Regions from separate parts of the Homo sapiens genome. Here region 2 is linked to region 1. The links are chromatin loops, found by intact Hi-C in ENCODE. Cell type or tissue: PC-3. All regions are shown on one strand. Links, peaks and the distances in the headings refer to the core of each region. The heading gives the core; the rest is flanking DNA. Region 1 overlaps EDNRB-AS1 (EDNRB antisense RNA 1). Region 2 overlaps EDNRB-AS1 (EDNRB antisense RNA 1).

Evidence for each region. Peaks named below come from ENCODE experiments on the same cell type or tissue, not always from the same donor. Only the 100,000 strongest peaks of a DNase experiment are listed, where the experiment ranks them.
Region 2: a loop joins it to region 1, with 2.5 times the contacts of the local background. A loop is called at or near these places in 2 of 110 quality-filtered maps.

The regions. Positions count from the first base shown.
Region 1 is chr13:77,819,663-77,822,470 of GRCh38, reverse strand. All of the region lies in intron 1 of EDNRB-AS1 (EDNRB antisense RNA 1), which reads right to left. Among named protein-coding and RNA genes, the nearest start is that of EDNRB-AS1, 2.1 kb to the right of the region's middle. In PC-3, for the core only: a CTCF peak has its summit at 1,517; no DNase peak of the experiment used is centred there.
Region 2 is chr13:77,871,370-77,874,177 of GRCh38, reverse strand. All of the region lies in intron 6 of EDNRB-AS1 (EDNRB antisense RNA 1), which reads right to left. Among named protein-coding and RNA genes, the nearest start is that of EDNRB, 46 kb to the left of the region's middle. In PC-3, for the core only: no CTCF peak of the experiment used is centred there; no DNase peak of the experiment used is centred there.

The sequences.
Region 1 (2,808 bases), core at 217-2,716:
TCATACCATGAGGCAGTATCCAACATAAGGTCTACTCCTTAGCATATACCTTAAGTCAAAGTAATCAATTCTTTTGGCAATCAGCATTCTGAGGCTTCATTAATTGGCACTTAATTCTGGAATCCTAGAACCAGAAGGAATCTTATTGAATAATCTAATTTAAACCTCATCTCAAAGCAAATACTCTCTTCCTCAATCACATGAAATGGAAAATGAGATATGCTCAAAAAAAGAAAGGATTTCATTCATTTCTGTCAGCATTAGTGCTTATAGGTTAACCTTGACTTGGCTATAAGTCAATGATGAATAATACAGGTGCCAAGCTCCCTATGAGATGCTGTGGGGAATTGAAATGAATACACAATTCCTGGCCTCCAGAAATTTACTACGGAATGACAGAGACAGAGCAAACATAGGACATTAGGCATAACTAATTGTAAAAAGAACTTGCTACCCTCAGCACTGAACCCTCTGGCTCTAATGAGGTATTCCAGCGCCTACCCTGTGGCCAGGTTGCTGGATGTAGCTTCTTCGCTCAGCCACTATTGAGTCTTAGTTGAATAATCTGTCATGTTTATCCTTCAAGATGAGTTCTGTCACACCATGTAGTTAAGCCTGGCCCAGAAGAATTGTTGAGACAAAGGTAAAAAAGACACCTCAGATATGAGAAATTCCAGCCAAGGGATCAGAGAGGAGCTGAAAGAACAAGGGTTTTTAACCTTATGTTATTTCCCCAGTGGGGATGAATAAGCAGTACCCATCACACCATAAAGTACTTATTAATTGATCCTTCAATCTTTTATTTTTATTTAACACTATCCTATTTTTAAGGACCCCAGAAAGTTCTCCTACTTATTTTAGTCATTTTTATATATTTCTTTAATACTTTTAAAAGTCCTCCTCACAACTCTAAATATGAAACAATACATTTTAATAGCAGGAAAATAAAGTCCCAGTTCTTATGTGTGCAATAATTATGATTCTCATTGTAATTATGTAATTATGATTACTCATTGAGTTAGATAAGCCCAATGTAAGTACCTACCTGCAAATGAAGGAAATAGCACATTCATCAATGAGGCTCCTGCCTATAATTATGTGAGGGTGGAAGAGTATCATTTTATCACATCAAATAAGATGAAAACCTTGTTTCCAATAACTATTATGGAAAAAAATGTTGGGTACGCCTATGCTTAGTTGAAAACCTGAAACTTTAGTTCAAACAAAGTGTTAGCACATCATTAAAAGTAAAATATATTAATAATTTGTTCCTGTTCAAGTCACTAAACAGTATGTCACTGAAAAGATCTTTCAGATCCTTAACTATCCTTTCTGATATCTGTAGAGTGGCTGCTTTATCTACTAAACCTCATCTTGTTATAATCATGAGTGGTATAATTAACATTCATCTTGGAACACAAAGAATATTTAGGGATCCTTTTAGTCTACAAGTAGGAAATATAATAGGAGATCCTGGTACGCTAAATGACCTAAATTATCAAATTGTGGAACCCCTAGTGGCAGGGGGTGGCCTTGCTTTGAAATCCTGGTCTCCTCTAGGCTATAAGATCTCACTTGGAGCTAAGGATGTACTGGGACCTGTGTCCCTCTTCAGGACTCATAAATCAGGATCTCAAGAAGAAATAGAAGTCACCACACCTCCTCCAAAATTATTCAAATGAAGAGACTATAATAAAGGGAATAATTACAGAGCTCGGGGAAAGGTTAAAGGAACCAACAAAGTATGTTGAGGCACTGATAAGCCACAGAAGGAAGTCATTACTATGTATTTGGTTAAAGAAGAAAAGGGAGGAAATAGTGTTATCAAGATACAATGAAAACTGGAGCCACGAAGAAGGTTCTGACAGGCAAGGGCTGTATTTCAGCAACTGCCAAAGATGCGGTACCAAAGAGGGGAGGAGGTGGAGATGAAATACCCTGATTATCTCTCCTTCTGTCCTTTGATCTCCTGCCAGGGTTTCTCATTGGCTGAACCCAATCAGAATCTAGAAAGGGAGCAGTTTTCAGGGATCAGCCTCCTGGGTAAAAAGCAGTAAAAGAATAGATTGGGAGAAAAACAAACACAGAAGAACTAGCATGACCACTGAAGAGCAGGAAAACCAAGAGAAGGCAAAAACTGCATGGCCTTCCAGGCTGCTTTCTCCAAACTGCTAGACACTTCTGAGTGAATTCTTGAAAGAACTATATACTCGTATAGTTTTCTCTAGAAAACTGATGAAGCCATTCCAAATAATTCTGGCCTACACATGCAGGGAGTACTTGGAGATTTTAATCAGGACTTACAGAATCAGAAACAGCCAACAAATATAGTCCACTGGAGGCTGAATCGGGAGCCCAGAGTTTTGGGAAACACTGATCAACCAAGGACCTGGATGAAGGTGTATCTGACAGCATATTTCAGTGACCTACTGAAACTCAGAACAACTTTATATCTTTCCCCAGCTTCCAGACACCTCCATGGAATAAACTACCAGCATTTCAAACTAAATATGTACCAAAAGCAAACTTACCATTTCCCTTTCTGCCTAGACTCTCCCGTATCATCCTCACCCTGAGCCTTCCCCTCAACTGACACATACACACTCCCCAACAACCAAGAGTCTATTCTTCTTTCTGTCTTCCTTATTTGTAATAATGGACATTATAAAACTATCACCTAAGGAATTTATTGTCATGTCATTATTTTTTATTCCTCCCTGTGTACTGACATCTGGAGACTGATGCCTGTAAGAGCCAACCTCCCCCAACATGGCACCTGCCAAGAGTGACCACCAGTCACTGTGCTTA
Region 2 (2,808 bases), core at 223-2,722, 52 kb before region 1:
TGTGTTCATTGCTATAAAACATGGTTTTAGCCTCTTCATTACTAGACTCTTTATTGCAAATATAAGTGGAAAAATGCAACTTAAATGCTTATATATGTTCATATAACAGGTATTCATATAATTCATATAATCATGCCCTTGAACAACTAAAATGTAAACTGGTTAAAATCATAGGGTTCAAAGAGGGGACACAAGTCCTATGGGCAGATGTCTGCTACTTCAGTGCTTCAAAAGACTATATCAAACGTGAGTTAGTGCCTGAGAAGTGCAAACCTCTGAGGAAAATCCTGGCTCCACCTGTAGGCTCCACTTCTACTCAAGCACAGCAGAAATTGATTCTCCGGTGGATCACAACTAAAAGTTTAAATTTGGCATCCACTCAATACGGCTGTCCTTGAAATCAACACAAAATACCTGCTCTGCCAAAATCAGAAAAAGACTTCAATTCCATCTAGCATTAGGTAAAGGTTCCAAATACTTGAGTTGAGAGTTGAGAAAGAATCTAGGAGACACCTAAGTCTGGCATGTTCTTCCTTAGGAGCCCTCTTGCCTTCAACACCAACACTCTGGTTGCCTACTTACTGCTGGGTCTCTTTAATTTGATTCAAGCATCCACCCTAAATTCCAGGCATCCAGTCCCACTGGAATGCACCACAAGCAATGTCAGTCTCTGTCCTCAGTGTTGATGAAGGAAAAACATCACTTCCCACAAATCCCGATCTGATTTTAAATTTTCCCTAGTCCCCTGTTTTGAACATGCGTGCGCGTGCACACATACACACACACACACACATACTCATTTCTTCCTTCAGGTGACTCATACTGAGGCAATAGAGAGGTGTGGAGAACCCTGGAAGGACCATCTCTCAGCATTAACCCCATCGGCAGGATTAACCCCATCATGCTTCCACTGGCAGCTCTGGTCAGCAGGTCGGCAGTAGCAGCCCTTGAGGTTAGCACCAGGGCTTGGTGGTTTCTTCCAGCTGTTCTGAGGAAGAGTGTCAGCAGTCGTCTCGCTGCAGCAGTTCTTGTTAATACACAGGGTTTTCCATGCGTGCCCTGGTTCCTCAGCTGTCTCCTCAAGTACTACATCAACATCATTATTACTGAGAACTCACAGTGCAGTATCTGTCCCAGTGGGAATTACAGTGGTGCATGTCTCTTCTGGTGAAAGAATCTATTTAAGATGCAATTTATACTCGGGTTGCTGTATCAGGACACTTCCCAAAATTTCCAGAAAAATTCCACTGATGGCAGAGGAAAGAGGATGTGTGACCTCCAAGGATTTGAGGTTTAACGTGAAGTTGCATAGATTTAGGAAATTTTGCAAGCACAATTTTTTTGATGTCTCATATTTCAGCTTAAAAATCCAAGTAATTTTTGAAATTTATTTTCTAATATATTTATATTTATCTTAGTAAAAAATGCTTTTCTCCTCAACCCAACCCTTCAATCTTTTAGTCCAAAAATAGGTGTCCTATTTATCTTTTGTCTTGCCTACCCATTGTTGTATTTCACTCCAGGATGATGATGATGATGATGATATGATGGCAGTGATGAAGACAATTATCATGATCACAAAATATTTAATAGCCAGTTTTTATTGAGTGATTACTTCATGTCAGGAATTATGCAAAGCCCTTGGCAAGCATTATCTCATTTAATTTTTAAAACAAACTTATCAGCTTTTACAAGTATTATTCTCACTTTGTAGATGAGCTAAATGAGGCACAAAGGAGTTAAGTAACTTGCCATTGACAAACTTTTAACTAAAAATCTGAGGATTCACAATACCAACCCCCACAGAAAAGGAAATCATTGATTAATTTTTCTAATTTTTCATTAAGAGGATCTAACAGTTTCTTACCATAAATTTCAGTGGGACAAGGTACTCAGAAATTTAGAAGGGCTCTTGAACCAATTAACAGAGACACAACAGTAACTAGGTAACCAGAGTTACACCAAGAAAACTATGTAAAGACAGAATTTGAGGAATTAAATAATGCCAAAGTAAATTTGTTTGATAAATTCTTTCTCAACCCTCAGATATTTGGTATCCTTATCACATGCGGATGGAAGTTATTCCATGAATGAATTCTCTTTCTGGTACCTATAGAGCAGATACTCTATATTGGTTACAACGAGAGCCATATGTCCTGAGGCACATGTCTCCCAGTATGTATCACACTTGTGGAAGTCCATTCAGCTCCTTTTTCTTTATGTCCTAAAGCAGGACTCAGGTCCTTATTTCTTTTGTCTCAGAGGTAGCCTTTTCCCTTAAAGTTGCTTGCTCCACTTTCAACAGCATTCCCCAGGCAGTGGATGAATTTCAAGTAATTGAGAAACTTGGCCAAAGTTCAGATAGATCTTTATAATGATCTCTTCATGGAACACTGGAGTACCTGTGCAAATCAGGTCTCAGGAGTATACTTGGCCACTTTGTTACATGAGCTGGACATGGAAACTAATTCTACTGGGGTAACTGAGTTATACCTAAAATTGGTTAATAATAAAAGATCTTCTCTCAGGTCTCTTCATTTCTTTAGCTGACTAAAAATGTCTTCTCTGACCCATTTTAAGTATATAGCCTCTGTCTTCATAATAGGTCTCTACAAGAAGTATTCATTTGAATAGTGTGCTGGAGTCTTTTGCAAGGCTTTGGCTAAAGCCACGAGTCACTACTCATGCCCTTACATTACTGTCAACCTAGAAAAGTTTCATTGAAAATTTCATTCCAGAAATACATAATCTCTAAAGAAGAGCTTGGTATGCTTCTTCATTCATCAATTGGAAGCTATGTAACTTTTT